2 separate regions of the Homo sapiens genome follow, and region 2 is linked to region 1. A link is an interaction called in ENCODE POLR2A ChIA-PET data of the cell type or tissue named here. Cell type or tissue: PC-9. All regions are shown on one strand.

Region 1 (4,000 bases):
AATAAGTGCTTAAATATTTTGTCAGAAAAGTAAAAAGTGTAATGCCTTTTAGTTCATGTGACTGAAGTAATCTTTGGGAAATAAGGAGTTTTAAAGATTATTGGCAAAATAAAAATATCTTCAAACATGTAAACATTTGGTCTAAATTATGCAGGTGAGATATTAAGTTTGCTAAATGCTTTAAGGTCATAAACTGCTTCTTTGACTTTTTTTTTTTTTTTTTGAGACAGAGTTTTACTCTGTTGCCCAGGCTGGAGGGCAGTGGTGCGATCTCGGCTCATTGCAAGCTCCGCCTCCTGGGTTCATGCCATTCTCCTGCCTCAGCCTCCCGAGTAGGTGGGACTACAGGCACCCGCCACCACGCCTGGCTAATTTTTTTGTATTTTTAGTAGATACAGGGTTTCACTGTGTTAGCCAGGATGGTCTCAATCTCCTGACCTTGTGATCCACCTGCCTTGGCCTCCCAAAGTGCTGGGATTACAAGGGTGAGCCACTGCGCCCAACCTGACTTTTAAAAATTATTCAGTTTCCTACTCTGGAGCATTAGATTCTAGATAAGGCCAGGGACATGTGGAGTTAGCCACGCCCCTAGCTATGCTGGAGTCAGCCCCCTTATCTGCACTTCTGCCTGGTGTGTCCTAGGCTAAATTCCACACCTGGTACACAATTAGAATCCCCAACTTACCAAGGTTTTCACCAAGAGTAAAAGTCACTAACAATTAACATCGTCACATGTAATTAAGACTGCTAAAAAAAACAGTTTTACATGCAAGATGTGTAAGAAAAGTGAAATGTGTCTTTTGGTAAAAGATTATAAGAACACATGGAAATGTGGATTTTTCTTACCTAGATTAAAGAGTTAAAGAATTGTTTTAGGCCGGGCGCGGTGGCTCACGCCCGTAATCCCAGCAGTTTGGGAGGCCGAGGTGGGCGGATCATGAAGTCAGGAGATCAAGACCATCCTGGCTAACACGGTGAAACCCAGTCTCTACTAAAAATGCAAAAAAAAATTAGCCAGGCGTGGTTGTGGGCGCCTGTAGTCCCAGCTACTCAGGAGGCTGAGGCAGGACAAAGGCGTGAACCCAGGAGGCGGAGCTCGCAGTGAGCTGAGATCATGCCACTGCACTCCAGCCTGGGTGACAGAGGGAGACTCTATCTCAAAAAAAAAAAAAAAAAAAAAAAAAAAAAAAAGGATTGTTTTAAATTAGAATCAAGCTGAAGGTTTACGCAAGTTGTGGAAGGCTTGTTATAAGTTAATCTTGTAAAAAAATTCTGGGTGTGAACAAATGGGCTAAAGTTAAAGGGGTATTATTCAGTTTTTCTGTAAACTGAACATGGGAATAAAAGCATAACAGGTTTTTTCTTCGAGCAAAAACCTGCCTATGACCTGCTCTTTAATAAAAATGTGTAAAGGGTTATCAAAGGCTTATGAGAAACTTACCTTATGGCCAAACTGATTAAGTTTGAACACATTTGTCTATAAGATTTCATTAAGAATTAATTGGCTTTGACATCAACAGTGCACTAATGCAAGAGTGACGTTTGGCTTATTTGGTACAAAAATTGCTCAGGAAGCATTATCAAATGTGAAATGGTGTTTGGTTTTCTTTGGGCTGTTATTTGTATAAATGTGTTATTGGTATATGTTCCAAAAGTATGGGAAAATCCTCTAATTCTAATGTGACTTACTGTATGTTATTAATAATTATAATTGTTACATAAAATCATTGCATGCCACAAAGGTAACCAAATTTCATGTTTTTGATTGTGGCTGCCCTAAAATATTTTGTTATCCACAGACAATTGTTATCTTGTTTTAATCCTTTTTAGAAGGTGGTTTATAACCAACTATGGAGCTCTCACAGGGGTTCTTAAACGCAGGTTTTTAATAACTTTGGAAATTGTGATATTAGAATGGAGGAAAAACTTTCAGAACTCTCATAGAGAGCTGAAATGTTCATGAATATCAAGCAAAACAGGAGTTAACTAAATTAACTGAACCAATAAAAAACTGAAGTAATGTTTTTAACTTTACTTAAAATGTTGCTGATCCTTTGTTTCGTTTCTCAGAGTCAAGGAAACTTTTCTTTTGAGCTATGTACAGCTTTTAGCAATTGAGTAAAATATACTCCTGTGAACAAAATTTGGAGCATATTTCTCTGTTTTCTCCAGAATTTGGAAACTATTTGTGAGTATTCTTAATTTAATGGCAATATAGTTATTTGCATAAGTGCAATAAACATCTGATTTCTTTTGTAACAGGAGACAATTGGAAAAACTGGTTATTTTACCAAGGCTTTAACTGGAATGGGATGCTTTGCATTAAGGAATCAAACTTGACTTGTAAAGCCAATAAAAGCCCCTTGGCGAAATGCCTCATACCTTGTCTTCACAGTCCCTGTATGGGGTTCCTGACCTGTGGTAAATGAAGAATGTCACTTTCTGACAGGTCCAGTAGCCCCAAGCTATCTTGAGGCTCAAGAGGAGAGGAATTTACTCAACTCATAGGTATTTGAGGGTACAAACCCATGGCAGGGCCTGGCTCTAAAAAAGTCTTATCTGAGATTCCTTCTATGGAACACAGTTCCATCAAAGCCAATTTAAAAAGAGCTTATGTGAAAAATAATTATTCTTGCTGTACTTTATACAAACAATCAGGCCAAGTATAATAAAATCAGTCTTACCAAGATTTGTTTTTAGTAAAAATGGAAAATGGGAAACTAGAGAGAGAAATTATGTTTCAAGAACTATGGTACACTTCTTAAATTCTAGTTTCATTGTTGTTTTTAAGTTTGTTTCTGCAATTTAGGCTAACCCTGCTTATTCCTGTGAACCAACCAGTGATCTCTGGCTGCTGCTCAGAAGAAACAAGAGGGATGGATAATGTAAACATCTGGATCAGTATTCTAATTCTGGGCACATTAGAATCAGCTAACAGCCCCATGTCAGCTTAGTTCCAACATGCCCAGTTCATGGAAAGCCTTCTAATTTAGTTCACTTGGGATAGCTTTGCTTATTCTGTTATATTGCTGTTGTACTCTTTGTGTAGGAATATAGGACAAGCTTACTGAATGTTTTCTTAAACACTTAATAATCTTTCATATATCACCTTTTGTGAGAACTCAAGAGTTATGAATGGCTCTCACCATTCCAAGGCTTTCTGGCTGAGCTCTTCTCTACCCTGAACAGAAGAGACCTTAATAGGCAGGAGTATCATGGACCCTATTCACCCTGAAGAAGTTACAGAAGATGGATCTTCATCCCTCTGCAACCCTTAGGATTAAAGGTTGTCTTATAAAAGGGAGGGGAGCAATGTCAGAGGCATGTGAACCAGAGCAACTCCATCTTGAATAGGAGCTGGGTAAAATGAGGCTGAGACCTACTGGGCTGCATTCCCAGACACTTAAGGCATTAAGTCACAGGATGAGATGAGGTCGGCACAGGATGCAGGTCATAAAGACCTTGCTGATAAAATGGGTGGCAGTAAGGAAGTCGGCTAAAACCCACCAAAACCAAGATGGCCATGAGAGTAACCTCTCGTTGTCCTCACTGCTACACTCCCACCAGCGCCATGACAGTTTACAAATGCCATGGCAACGTCAGGAAGTTACCCTACAAGGTCTAAAACAGGGAGGCACGAATCCACCCTTTGATTATTATATCACCAAGAAATAACCATAAAAATGGGCAACCAGCAGCCCTTGGGGCTGCTGTATGGAGTAGCCATTCTTCTATTCCTTTACTTTCTTAATAAACTTGCTTTCACTTTACTCTATGGATTCACCCTGAATTCTTTCTTGCATGAGATCCAAGAACCCTCTCTTGGGGTCCAGATGGGGTCCCTTTTCCTGTAACACACCTATACCTAGAAGCCTGTTTTCAGACCTTTCTGGGCTGAACCAATGTGCACTCTCCATGTACTGACTGACCTCTCTGCCTCTAACTTCTGTCCCCTTAAAATGTATAAAATCAGGCTGTAACCCAGCAATCTTAGGCAGCT
Region 2 (4,000 bases), 110 kb before region 1:
CCCTTAATCTGGGTGGGCACCATCTGATCAGCCTCTCACGTCCTCCTCAAAAACCCATTCCTGCCACATAACAAACCCAAAGGTGGAAAGCAAAAATGATGTTAACTTCTTTAAAAAATGAGGCTATTGGCCAGCCGTGGTGGCTCACGCCTGTAATCCCAGCACTTTGGGATGCCAAGGCAGGCAGATCACCTGAGGTCAGGAGTTTGAGACCAGCCTGGCCAACATGGTGCAACCCCGTCTCTACTAAAAATACAAAAATTAGCTGGGCAGGGTGGCACACGCCTGTAGTCCCAGCTACTCGGGAGGCTGAGGCAGGACAATCGCTTGAACCCGGGAGGCAGAGCTTGCAGTGAGCCAAGATTGCGCCACTGCACTCCATCTGGGCAACAGAGCACAACTCTGTCTCAAAAAAAAAAAAAAAAAAAAAAAAAAAGATATCGTCATGAGCCACAGTGGGAAAGAATTTCTCAAACAAGGCACCTAGAACATAAAAGGAAAAGATGACTAAGTTTGGCTATATTAAAATTACAAACCACTGTGTGGAAAAGACACCATGGACACAGAAAAGACATCATGGACACGGAAAACACACCATGGACACAGAAAAGACACCATGGACACAGAAAAGACAGGCCCCGAGCTCGGAGAAGATACTTGCAGCACAGGTTTTAGTCAGGGCTCTCCAGGGAAATGGGGCCAATAGGATATATATATATATATATATATATATATATATATACACACACACACACACACATACACACACACACACACACAGACACACAGGTAAATATGTACACTTATACATCATATGCATATATGTTCATACACATAGATACACACACACATACGGAGATTGATTACGGGAACTCAAGTGACTGTGGAGGCAGAGAAGTCCTATGAGATGCTGCCTATGAAGCTGGAGACCAGGAGAGCTGGTGGTGTGATTTCAGGTCTGACAGTCTGAGAACGAGGGGAGCTGATGCTCAAGGGCAGGGGAAGACGGATGTCCCAGCTCTACAGCAGACAGGGAGAGGATTTGCCCTCCCCTTACCTTTTTGGCCCATCTGGACCCTCAAGGAATGGGATGACGCTGCCTACCCTGGTGCTGATGAGGGCAGCCTTCTTTAATACTATGGATTCAAATGCTAAACTCTTCTAGAAGCGCTCTCACACACACCCCCCCAGAAATACTTTACCAGCCCAGTCAAGCTGGCACAAAATTGACACTCACCACATGTGTGCATGGTGCGCTACGTGGAATATATAGAGTTTATCATGTGCACGTGTGTAATACAGAATCTAATAGATTTCTTATGACATTTTATGTATGTATAACATCTGCAAACGTCATGTGTAACAAAGTACACGCATGCATGTGTGTAATATAGGATCTAATGTGTCAGATATGACATTTTATGTATAACATCTGCAAACATCATGTATAAGCAAGTACACGCATACACACGTACAGTTACAGACGTATTAATGATGGGATACATTCTGAGAAACGCGATGTTAACGCATGTTTGTGTGAACATCCTGGAGTGCTTATACACACCTAGATGGTCTGGCCACTGTACACTGGGCAGAGGGCAAAGCCTCTTGCTCCCAGGCTGCACGCCTGCATGGCGTGTGACTGTACTGAACACCACAGGCAGCTGTCACAGCACGGGAAGGATTTGTCTAATCATTGAAAAGGCATAGGGAGAGTTGGGGCAGCCCTCATAGAGCTGTCCCTGCACCCTCAGTGCTCATCGTTGGCCAATCTCCCCTACACATGGGGAACGAGGGACAGGCCTATGGCCACAGGGCTGGGAGGCACCCTGGCTCCACTGCTCAGAGCTCATTGCTGTGGGAAGTCAGCCCCTTGGAGTCCTGGCTTCCTCCTCTGCAAAATGGGGACAGTGATGCTGATGTCAGAGGTTCCTGTGAGGGTCATGTGAGGGTGTGTTTGTAAAGAACAAGCCCTCAATACACAGTGCTGTTACTGTTAGCTTTTTTTTTTTCTTTTTTTTTGTTTCTGAGACAGGGTCTCACTATGTTGTCCAGGTTTGTCTTGAACTCCTGAGCTCAAGTGGTCCTCATGCCTCAGCCTCCTGAGTAGCTGGGACCATGGCTGTTTCGCAGCACATCCAGCTGTTGTTGTTATCTTTTTAATGGAAAAAGCCTGGACAGGAGAGACCGGCGTGCATGGGCAGTAATCTATCCACCCCCGTGCATGGGCTGCACTCTACCCTTGGCCTGGTGGGCTCCTACCCACCCTTCAGGACCCCATGTGAATGACCCCCTTATAAGCCTTTTCTGCCTGCACCATCCCCTGGCAATTCCCCCACCTGGCTCTCTACACTCCCGAGTAGTGTTCATTGCACTGAATTGCCACCCACCTGTTTACCCAGCTCCTCCACTCCATGAGGTCCCGGAGCCTGGAGTGGGTCTCGCTCACCATCACCTGCCCACCAGCACAGGGTCCGCGCCTAGCAGGCGTTTGTTGAGGGAATAAACAAGCCCAGGCGCGGGTGTAAGAACTCCTGAAGGAAGGCAGGTTCCACGAGTATTGAAATCCCCTGAGAGGGACCTGAAAGGGAGGCAGAAAGCTTTGCCTGGGGCTGGGGTTTGGAAGGAGGCCTCGGCCTCCGAGGTCCAGTGGCAGGTGTGTCCCATGTGGTTGGGAAAGGGTTCTGAGTGTGCGGGAAGATATCCCATGAAGGGAATCTCTGGAGGCTTCTGCACTGAACGGAATGTTCTTTGCTCTTTCTCAGAAGTCCCTGCAGCCCCTTTCCTGACTGGACCTTTTGCAATGAGTGATTGTCGTGAGCATTTTCCACCGGGGATGGACCCACCGGCTCTTTTGAATTTCCTGCTGCAGAAATCGTGGCCAGGCTGCTTTTGTTAACTGCATGTTTGACAAATGAATATTCTCGAACACCCGTTCTGAACAATGGCCTGCGCTTCTTGGTGGGCAGTTGGGGCCGCTGCCATTTTAGGGACAAGGTGCATTACAGAGATCGCATGGTCACAGCCCCTTCTCGCAGCTGAGGCCCAAAGAGGGGAAGGGCAGAGCCTGGACATCCCTGCAGCCTCCAGCTTCCCCACAGCACCTGTGGTGGCGTTCCCATGGTAACCCTGGGGGTCAGCAGGCAGGGGCATCAGCCGTCGCTGGGAGGCTGCAGCAGGAGACAGGGCGGTGCCAGCCAGGTTGCTCCACGCCACCAATCTCCCCTCATCACCTGTGTCCATCTTGACGCGCCGTGTGTCTCACTAACCCTTTATTTCTCTGTTGCGTGAGGACCCTTGGTGCACAGCTCGGGGGAATAAAAATGGCATTGCAATTTGGGGCCAAAATGAAAGGGCAGGCGTTCTTTACCTGTTGGTCTGGCCGAAAGTCTAGCTCCGCACTCCAGGAGGCCTGTCTCAGTTTCCAGTCACCGCCATAACAAGTTACCCCAGTTTAGTGGCTTGAAGCAGCAGACGTGCCTCCTCTCACGGTTCTGGAGGCCAGGGGTCCAAATCAAGGCATCATCGGCAGGGCCATGCCCTCGGAAGGTGGGGAGAGGACCCTTCCTGCCCCTCCCAGGCTGCTGGCGACCCACAGCGCTCCCCTCTCTGCAGTGTCTTTACAAGGCCTTCTGCTCTGCGTGTCTGTTCCAACCTCCCTCTGCCTCTGTCTCCTAAGGACACTTGTGGTGGCGTTTAGGGCCTACTCAGATAGTCCGGGATCATCCCTCCATCCCAAGTCCCTGGGCTGAATCCCCGTATCCCTATGAGATCACAGGTGCTGGTTCCAGGTTCCCGGCACGAAGTCCTAGGGGGCCATTTTCTGGCTGACCACCAGGGATGCGCTCCAGATGAGCCAAGAGAGGGGCTTGAAGCCCTGGTGGATTCGAGAAGCAGGAGGCCGCAGGATGCAGAGCGGTGGGAGGCAGAACAGGGGAGGGTTGGCCTGAGGGAGCTGGTCTGCGGGAGGGGGGTGACGCCACTCCTGAGGCTGGGGAGG

The links. Peaks named below come from ENCODE experiments on the same cell type or tissue, not always from the same donor. Only the 100,000 strongest peaks of a DNase experiment are listed, where the experiment ranks them.
Region 2: POLR2A ChIA-PET joins it to region 1 with 8 read pairs; 4 of 35 experiments call an interaction of 5 or more read pairs at or near these places.

Annotation. Positions count from the first base shown.
Region 1 is chr4:8,360,267-8,364,266 of GRCh38, forward strand. It overlaps a transcript of ACOX3 not described here. Among named protein-coding and RNA genes, the nearest start is that of LINC02517, 42 kb to the left of the region's middle. In PC-9, no CTCF peak of the experiment used is centred here; a DNase peak (open chromatin) is centred at 2,435; H3K27ac peaks cover 1,119 bases.
Region 2 is chr4:8,248,583-8,252,582 of GRCh38, forward strand. No RefSeq gene overlaps it. Among named protein-coding and RNA genes, the nearest start is that of HTRA3, 19 kb to the right of the region's middle. RefSeq lists an enhancer at 3,644-4,000. In PC-9, no CTCF peak of the experiment used is centred here; no DNase peak of the experiment used is centred here.